2 separate regions of the Mus musculus genome follow, and region 2 is linked to region 1. Evidence: chromatin loops called from intact Hi-C (ENCODE). Cell type or tissue: left cerebral cortex. All regions are shown on one strand.

What was found. Hi-C counts contacts between places; a loop is a spot of excess contacts. Peaks named below come from ENCODE experiments on the same cell type or tissue, not always from the same donor. Only the 100,000 strongest peaks of a DNase experiment are listed, where the experiment ranks them.
Region 2: a loop joins it to region 1, with 2.3 times the contacts of the local background. A loop is called at or near these places in 3 of 42 quality-filtered maps.

What each region holds. Positions count from the first base shown.
Region 1 is chr9:53,664,662-53,669,661 of GRCm38, forward strand. Cul5 (cullin 5) reads right to left here and starts at 2,846. Exons shown (of 19, transcript NM_027807.4): 1 at 2,377-2,846. The coding sequence starts at 2,400. Gm16124 (predicted gene 16124) reads left to right here and starts at 2,432. Exons shown (of 2, transcript NR_166653.1): 1 at 2,432-2,694. In left cerebral cortex, a CTCF peak has its summit at 2,921 (motif pointing left); DNase peaks (open chromatin) are centred at 2,488 and 2,827; H3K4me3 peaks cover 2,069 bases; H3K27ac peaks cover 1,568 bases.
Region 2 is chr9:53,973,092-53,978,091 of GRCm38, forward strand. Elmod1 (ELMO/CED-12 domain containing 1) reads right to left here and starts at 2,210. Exons shown (of 11, transcript NM_177769.4): 1 at 1,934-2,210. In left cerebral cortex, a CTCF peak has its summit at 2,177; DNase peaks (open chromatin) are centred at 342, 1,028, 1,304, 1,728 and 2 more places; H3K4me3 peaks cover 2,848 bases; H3K27ac peaks cover 3,018 bases.

The sequences.
Region 1 (5,000 bases):
CGGAGTCAGAAGATTCAACCAGTTGCAAACTGTATTGTCAAATATGCACTACATACTCAAAAAATTGCCAAAATCCAATTGACAGTTCACTTGATCTAACCAGAAAACATGATCCCAAATAAAATAAAATGCCAATATAAAAGCAGATCTTATTGCATCAGATTCTTAGAAATTTCATAAAGTTTCTAATCTTATTTTCTCAAATGTACTAGTAGTTATTTCTCTGAATTCTGTCAACTATAAAAACAAAACAACCTAACCCCAAACAAATGAGACAAAACAAAAAAACCACCTTTCTGGAAGTCACAAGCAAGCTGAGATTTTCCCCCTGAAGGGGCTCGGGCTCATTATTCAGCATGTGTCAGGTACAGCTGGTAGATCTGGGACTGACTCACACTACTCTTGTCTGACCGATGGACATGCTAATTCTCTCTTTGGTAAAATCTACTTGCATAAGTCCAAGGCATTTCTCAAATAAGCCAATATACTAGTCCAACAAAAAATATGCTAATTTGGCCACTCCCCAGTAAGCTCTATAGCTACTCAAGGTAGTAACAGCCCTGAATTTAATAATCCCATATATTAAATCATAGACAGACCCTGGCTGGTCCTCACATATTCCAAAGACAAACTTCAGTCTCCCCATTTTATGATTAGTACTTTTCAAAATATGAGTATTTGGAATCCCTCTCCCCAAAAGTTCCAACAACTAAAATAGGTAAATGTTTGACAATGTAGAGATAACAGAATCAAATGTCTGTTTATTATGTCCTTCATATTACAACAGTACTAGCTATAGAAAATCAGACTATCAGCCAGGCCTTGTGGGGAACACCCAGAATCCTCTCTTAAGTTCAAGAGCAGCCTGGTCTACACAGTGAGTACCAAGATCAGGTAAAGCTACAAAGATCTTTTTGAAAATTCCTATTTCTGGCATCTGACTTCACTCAGTTGGTTACTGGTCTTTCCAGTATATTGTCATGAAGTTACAGTACTTCTTTTTCTCTCTTGCTTTGAGTCAGGCTCTAATGACAGCCCTGACTGGCCTGGATTCAGAGATCAGCCTGCCTCAGCTTCAAAAATGTTGGGACTAGGGCTGGTGAGATGGCTCAGTGGTTAAGAGCACTAACTGCTCTTCCTAGGTCCTGAGATCAAATCCCAGCAACCACATGGTGGCTCACAACCATCTGTACAGCTACAGTGTACTCATATACTTAAATAAATCTTAAAAAAAAAAAAAAAAGAGCGTTGGGACTAAAGGTATGTGCTACCATATTGGAATGCAGAGCTTTAAAAATCATCCTAGTTATCTTTACTCCTAGCTGGGTCAGGTAGGCCTTTTCATTCCCCTCAGCCTCAGTGTAGACAATGGATTTCTGTGACTTCAAGGCCAGCTAGGTTACACAGCAAGTTCTGGCAAGACGGGTCCAATGAGACCCTTTTTTAGGGGGGAGGGAGCATTATCTATTATTATCTATTATTATTATTATTAATTCACACAGCCTGCGAACATAGTGTTTATGTCCCCTCAGGTAATCACTAGTCCCATATTTCAGTTAGTAAGTTCAGGTCAGAATTCTTACTAAAAAACACAAACTCGCCTCAATTGTCTTCCTCAATCCTCATTTTTTTAGAGATGATTCTACATAACCTGCTCGCCCTGGGACTCTCCTGGCATTTACAACTTTTCAATGCTTTCTTTAAATGAAAACTTTTCTACACCCTAAAAGGATGGACAGCAGCACTTGATCGGGTGCCATCGATGTCCTATAAGGGAGGTCAGGATTGGGAGACAGTTCCTCAAGGGACAGAGAAAAGGTGGAAATAGACGGCCAGGCGTGAGAGAACTGGTGGGAAGGTGTGACATTCAGAGAAGGGAGGAAAGAGGTGAAGTGGCAGGCAGGCACTGCTGTCTAACTCACAGTTCCTGCAGAGTGCGAACAGAAATTAAGGAATGGGGTTGGGGGAGCATGGGGGGACCAGCCATTGAAACCTGCTAGGCAGCATTTTGCTGGGATTTTTTTCCCCTATTATGTCTTTGACACTCCATTCAGAAGGGACGGGCCCCAAGAGTCACAATGATGGGTTGGTGCGGCCCAGCGACACTGCTCTCGCTCCCAGCCGGGGTTGGTCCCTTGAAAGCATCGCTGCGAGTCGGTGAGCCGGCGGGAGGAACCCACCAGGTCCTCTGGACCCCCGAGGCCAGGGCCCGGCGTCGGGGTGCTCGGGCAACAGCCACCCCGGCTCATTCCGGTGGACAACCCCGAACCGCTCTCCTCATACACATCTTGCCGCTCCCACGGAGCCCGGTCCTTCCCCGGGAGCCGAGCGCATCGATGGCCGGGCAAAAGCCCGGCTGCAGCCGGGGGGACTTACCTTTAACAGATTAGACGTCGCCATGTTCTCAACTTGGACTCTCGCGAGACGGGGCGAGACTTGGCGGCGCTCGGGGCCAGGCCTCCTCGAGAGGCCGGGGTTCCCAGCAGGACCCCGCAGGCCGCGGCGGGGGATGCGGGGGACGCCGGAGCGGCGTGCCGTCAGCGCCGAGCTCGTCCCGGGCAGCCGTGCTTCCTCGGGCTTTCCAGCTACATGGTCACCCCGGCCTGCCCACGCGAGAGAGCGCATGCAAACGCTTGAGGAGACGCGAGCGGCGAATGGTGGGAAGGGACCGGGAGCCGACCAGACCGGGAAGAGGTAGTAGCCACTTCCTCGGGCCTCCCCAGCTCGCCTTCGCTTCTGCCGCTGGGCTTGCACCCGCTTGGGCCGCCGGCAACGACTTTATCTCGGCTTAGGGCCCGCACCTCAGGGTCCGTGGCGGCGTCACGTGACGCGGCGGGCGGGGGCGTGCTCGGGAGCAACCCAGGCGACAGCAAGCCACTGGGTCCCGAGGCCCGCGCGGAGGGTGCGAGCGCGCCCTCTGCTGGCTGGAGCCGGCGCAGCCCTCACGCGCTCGCCCCAGATCGGAATGGCTATTCAGAGCTCAGGATTAGATTAGCCTGGAAGGCTTCTTACTGCTGTCCTCAGGAAATGCTGACTGAGAGAAGGCGCCCAGTCAATTAATAAATGATGCACAAACGTACTGTTATTCCTATAAACAAAAAAAAAAACCCTGCTTGTTCAAGAAGTGATTGTTAATCTTGGGTTCCTTAAGACATATCCTAGAGCACCCTATAGTATTTTCTCCAAATTGCATCGCTTCTGATCACGAATCTCTGATCAAGGGAAGAGAATGTAATTTATACAGGGATCTCTCAGGTTAGCTGTTATTTAATGCATTATGCAAGTTCCTAATACTACCCTTTGGGGGTTTTAGTTGCTTGGTTGGTTGGTTGGATTGGTTTTTGACAGTTTCTCTATGTAGCCCTGGCTGTACTGAAACGCCATCTGTAGACCAGGCTGGTCTTGAACTCGGAGAGTGGAGGTAGGTGCCTCTGCCTCCCAAGTGTTGGGATTAAAGGTGTGGGAAACCACCACCTGGTATCAAATTTGTTTCTTTGAAACTCATCTCTCACTGTCCAACAATTTTAGTCTCAGTACTCAAAGCAGAGGCAAGAGGATCTCCGTAAGATTGGGGACAGCCTGGTCTACAGAGCAAGTTTCAGAACAGCTAGGTCAAAAAACCCAAGAAAACAAAAGTTTCTCAAACGTTGCTAGTGCATTCTTTATATTAATATAACCTGGGGTGCTACTTAGAAAAGCAGACTTTCAGGCTCCACTCTGAAGGATTTTATTTCATATATTATGCCTGAAAACTCCTTTTGCCCCAAGCATTCCAGGTAGCTATGTTTAAAGAAGACTTTCTATGTATTCTTGGATGGCCAGGAATTCTGTATGTAGACCAAGTTGACCTAGAACTCTAGAGTTCTGCCTGCCTCTGCCTCCAGAGTGACTGGTGGGATTATAGGTATACGCCTCCCTCGGAAAAGGCCAAGAGTTCTTTATATCTGCTTCGTGCTGGGTGTGGTGGAGCATGCCTTTAATCCTAGCACACTCTTAAGTTCCAGGCCAATTAGAGCTATAAAGTGAGACCCCTATCTAAACAATATAGCACTTAAAGTGAGTTAAGATTTGCTACTTTAGGACTGAAGAGATAGCTCAGTGGTTAAGAGCACTGACTGCTCTTCCATAGGTCCTCAGTTCAATTCCCAGCAACCACATGGTGGCTCACAACCATCTGTAATGGGATCCAATGCCCTCTTCTGGTGTGTCTGAAGACGGCTACAGCGTACCCATATGCATAAAATAAATAAATCTTAAAAAAAAAATCTGCTACTTCACAATGGGCCTTAGTTATCTTGTTTGTGAAATTAGTATTAAAACATCTATAGCATAGTGCTATGGCAAAAATTAAATGTAAAGGCTAGAGAGATGGCCCAGTATACTCACATACATTAAAAATAAAATAAAATAAAAAGGGTATCATAGTCCATTAAAAAAATAAAAATGACAAAACCGGGTGTGGTGCCGCTCGCCTTTAATCCCAGCACTTGGGAGGCAGAGGCAGGTGGATTTCTGAGTTCAAGGCCAGCCAGGGCTACACAGAGAAACCCTGCCTCAAAAAACACAAAACAAACAAACAAACAAGACATGATTCTATTCATTTTTGGTTTTGTTCTGTTGTTTTTCACAACAGAAAGATTTCTCTGTGTAGCTCTGACTCTCCTGGAACTCGCTCTTTAAACAGGATGGCCTTGAACTCGGAGATCTGCCTGCCTCTGTCTCCTGAGTGCTGGGATTAGAGTTTGCCACCACCTCAGCTGATTCCATACATTTTAATAGATTAATTACTGAATGCTGGAATTTATCACTCATGGCAGAAACCTTAAGTATTAATTAAACATTGTGAAAAGAACAGTGAAGAAGAAAAAAAAAGCCAAGGATGCAAAAATAGAAGGGAGAATAGTCCAGAGAGATGACTCGGGTAAAAAAATATACCGGCTGTCTGGAAAGATCCAGTTCTGTGGGGGATCTAATGCTTCCGGCCTCCGAGGGACTCTGTA
Region 2 (5,000 bases), 310 kb after region 1:
GTTACATAATAGTTCCCTTATTTTGTTAATTCTATAGAAATGGAATTCCTTTATAATACCACCTATCAATGATTTTTCAGCACAATAGCACAGACATGTGACGCTGGTGTCAAAATCTCTTGGAAAGCTAGCATTCATATATGTTTTAGTTGAATCAGCAAGACACAATAGAGAAAAGGAGCAAATTTTCATTTCAGTTTTTTTTTTAAATCTTCATTAATTGAACACAGCAACACACACTGACCTCCGACTGGGAGAAGCAGCCTGGCAGGCGGAGGTGGAGCCTGTGATGTAACTGCGGTAGGTCTCTGTAGGAAGGACCTTTCCTAAATATGAAGCCTAAGTATGCAAACTGAAGCCCCTCCGCCTCCTCCTTGTGTGTGCAGACTTGCAAGAGAGAATTACTGTCTCTCTTATTCTTCACAAGAAGGCTTGAGTTCTTGGCCAACAAAAGAATTCCTTATAGATGGGTCAAGATTACCTATGTGTCTCCCACACACCTGGGGTTGGGCCGGGGGAGCTGACTGTCTGTAAATCCACCTTAGGATACTGACAACTAGGCAGTGTGTCAGTTTACTGGTTAATTGTGATGGCGCAACACGAGTTACGTAGTTCAAAGCGTAAGTCTGCTACAATCCAAAAAGTGCCCTGAAATAAAACATTATTTTGCTGTTTTTAACCTCAATGTCTTACAGAGAAAGCACTCATCTTTTCCCATAAGAGAGGGTAAGAAGAAATATCTCCTAAGGGTGAGGAAAAACAAAAATGTGTGCCTTTGGCAAAATTTCAACCAGATTGATCTCAAATGAAACTTCTAGGGAGAGAATGACCAAGACTGTTGTTACTCCGTGTTGTCATAAGACAACAAGGAACTATGACGTTTATTCCAATGTAGGCATGCTACTACCTGCTTTCCACCATATTGGCAATAGCAGTTAAGGACGGTTGTCAAGCGACCGACACAACATGCACACACTGCTGAGATGCAGAACAAAGCCTGGGTGGCTGCCTAAAATCGGTCTCTCCAAATGACAGCCCCAATTTATGACACCAGTCTAAGGCTTGCGGGGATTTGCGACGTCTTTTTCTCTGTTGGTGGGGAAGAAAGAGATGAAATTTGGAGAGCTCCAAGCAGTGGCCTGGGCTTCCATCTGTTTGTGCGGGGCAGAAAGGCTTACACACATATTCATTAAACTTGATCTGAAGCGAGCGAGTCTGTGAGGTCGTTTCTGAAATATTCATAAGGTCTGTTACCGGACTCGCCACTTAGAGGTTGAGCAGAAACACGACGAGGGGGAGCAGTTGGTGCCCACACTTGGAAATAAAGGCACTAGGAAAAACAGCACACCTCGCTCCACTGTTCCTGTTTTAACAGCTCCTCACGGCTGCTCTCCGCCCGCCTGTTCAATTGCACCTGCCCAGGAGATGCTCCAAGAGTGGAGTTTCCTGGAGTAGAAGGAGGTGCGCTCGCCAGCCCTGCAGACCTGGCTCAGGGTGGAGGCTCAGAGACCTCTGGTTTACAGCTCTGCCACTCTGCCGCCTGGCACCGCCCCGGGGCCTGACCGGCAGGACAGAGGGCTCCTTAGGGGCCAGGACCCTCCACTTGCCCCAGCCAGGCCGCTCTTTGTTCCCGCTTGGGATTCCTCCCTAAGCACCAGCAGTGGCGTTCAGTCGCTAGGCGACCTGCGCCCCAGGGACGCAAACAGCTTCCAGCGCTGACCCGCAGCGCCGCGGGTTGTTATTTCCCGGCTCACGATGAGAAAGAGGATTTAGTCTTGGGTGACTCGGGCGCTCCGGCACCCAGGTAGTGCGCACTTTCATTCACGTCCCCTCACTGTCCCCATTTATTTTGTACCCTACACACACAGGTCAGCTGCCACCTCTCTTTTTTCCAAGGGCATTCACCCTTGGCTCCTCTAGGGTCGCGACTCACCGGAGCAGAGACAGTGGTGGGCTCAGCAGCTCTGGGATCGCAACAGTGTGGTCTCCATCTCCGCCTTCGCTCCTGCTACGCACTAGCGACCGTGATCGCCGCGGCTGGTCCCCGAGCGGATGCTGGACAGAGGCGGCCGCGGCTGCCGCACTGGCTGCGGGCGCGGGAGGGGCGGGGGCGGGGCGGGAATCTGGGTCGCGTGGAGCCCTGCAAGCCGGGTTGCACCCTGGGCAGCGGGCAGAGAGGAGGCGACCGAGAGCAGCTGGGGAGGGCGTGCAGAGGTTTCCCTGGGAGCAAGACGCTGGCGGCTACTGAGCATGCTCAGTCGCGGAACCCCGGGGCGCGGGCGCGGCGGGGAGGAGTGAGCTCAGGCCCCCGCGCCAGAATGTGGGAAGAAAGGGTTAAAACTGCGCACTTGGCCGCAGTGGCCTAGTTTAACTGTGCAGGAGTCAGAGTCGACCACCCCTAAAGAAGTCCAGGGTTGTGAACCTGGGAAGACCTGTCAGTGGGATTCCTGAAGAATCTAGGGCAAGGAATGTTCTCCAGTTCCTCTGAGGTGGATTATCCAGAAGGCAAAGTTTGTTTTTAGTTTATTTGTTTTTTTACCTCCTCCCAATTCAGATACCCAACCCTCACTTGCTTTCCTGTGTGTTCTGACTCCCCCCAGGCATCCCCTTCCTCTCTTGATTCTTGGACAGGTCAGGTGAAGTTGTCAAAGAGCCAGTTCTTTAATTAGGTGTAACTGAGAGCCCCGGTGGGTCTTCCCTGGCCCAGGCCTGTGTTTCATCGAGGGTTTCATAAACAACAGCTCATTACAAGTTTAAGTATAATGGGATAAATTATAGATATCCTGGTCTGCAATTATTTGGGGGGAACACTGCCTTCTTGCAGTGGAATGGCTGAACTCCCGAACACCCACACCCTTCCTCAGTCCTATTTTCGGTTTTATGTAGAACGTCTTCATAGATAAGAGTTTCCGAACAACACAGGGAAACTGACTTCTTCAAAAGGCTTTGATTTTGCTCGTGGTGTTCCGATCTTCTGGTTTACCTTACCCTTTCCGTTCCCCTTCATGACGACCTACTCACTCTCTGTGATCAATGTTACCTTCTCTGAAACGTGGCTGCAATACAAGTTAATGCCTGGCTGTCAGAGATCATCTGGACACGCTGCTGTCACATAGTAGAGTTGGTTACTGCTGTATAAGAAGGTCAAACAACCAAGCCAACTGTTTTGTGCAGGCACGGAACAATGTGCTGAGAAAACAACAACAAATAAGACAGACAGGTTTTTCTCCTCAGAGAATTTACAATCTGTTGAAAACGACAGGCAAGCCAGAATGGCGGCAGCACTTGGGAAGCAGAGGCAGGTGGATTTCCTGAATTTGAGGGCAGCTTGGTCTACATAGTGAGTCCAATAACAATCACAAAACCAGAGAAAGGCAACAAATACCTAAAATGGAGAGTATTATCAAGAATAAAGGTCAAGTTGTTTTTGACTTTGTGTTACCCATCAAATGAATCTACCGAGACTTGACTTATCTCTGAAACAATGGATAATAATATTAATAATGGCCTCAGGCTAACCAAAATGTGTGGGTCCTTGCTAGTCTGTTGTTAAACCATTGATTTTTTCCCCCTTTCATTTGATTCCATCAGCTAAAACTGTTCTAATCTCAAATTATTTGTAGGAAGAACTTGCCATCCCAAGTAATGAGTAGGAGGCGTGTGTTGTGGGAGACAGAGCAGTTGTATTGTATCTATTATCTAATTGGAGGAACAGTATTTGTTAAATGGCCAAAGTCAACCGAGATTCCCAAATCTCATGAGTCTCTTCTCATGTATTATCTGTATTTACAGAAATAGTTATTCTCCAAAATATATCATTTGACTCATTGCACCTTCCTGCTGTCTGGATTGTGTAAGTATTTCGCTCGATCCTGTTGTTGTCTGAGCTTAAGAACCAGCTCTCCTGAAGCTTGTTTGATTATGGGTGTCCATGATGACTAATGACTAACCACTTTGACACTGTATAATGTGGGCACCTCCAGGGTTAGATCTCATTCATCTTTTTATTAAAGAACTTAGCAGATGACTAGTGGGTGGGGGATCCTCAGTGAGTTTACCGACTACAGGAATGCTGGGCCTTCCGACCACATTCTTTTTAACAGGTCTTCCTAGTAACCGTGGAATAAATTCCACAATCATGACACTTAACTTGGCCCTTGCCTGGTCTATGGATTTTTCCATTAGCCACAAATTTACTTTTTTTTCTTCTGGGTTTTGAGTTACTTTTGGATTTAGAAAAGAAGAAGAAGAAGAAAGAAGAAGAAGAGGAAGAAGAGGAAGAAGAAGGAGAAGGAGAAGGAGGAGAAGGAGAAGGGGAAGGAGAAGGAGGAGGAGGAGGAGGAGGAGGAGGAGGAGAAGAAGAAGAAGAAGAAGAAGAAGAAGAAGAAGAAGAAGAAGAAGAAGAAGAAGAAGAAGAAGAAGAAGAAGAAGAAAGGAAGGAAAGAAGGAAGGAAGGAAGGAAGGAAGGAAGGAAGGAAGCAGCAGCCAAGTGTGATGCACACCTTTACACCCAGCACCTGGAAGGCCGAAGCAGCCAGATTGCTATGGGTTGGTGGCCAGCCTGTTCTACATAGAGAGTTCCAGGGTTATATATTTAGTTAGACCTTGTCTCAGGAAAAACAAACAGACAAAACAAACAAACAAAAAAACCCATAAAACCCCAAACTTGATCAAAAGTTTACCATGCAATCAACAGCGAAGAGATTGAGACCATGTGAATTATCTTTTACAAATAATGCATAAAGAGTCCACAGAGGAGGATCTGTATGCAGAGTCACAGAGGAGAGCTGAAGAGGCTGGGGCAGAATTAGAAGCTGTTGTGTTCTGTCATCTCCTCAGGCTCAGTGCTGACTCACCCTTAGTAACACAGAACTCAGGTCTTTCTGGGATAGTGACATACTCCTTGATAGCATCACTTATTGAACATTCTCTTTAGGAATCTATTTGACTAAGAATTTCCCCACCCAAAGGTTTCTTTCTTTAGCAAGACTAGATTGGGC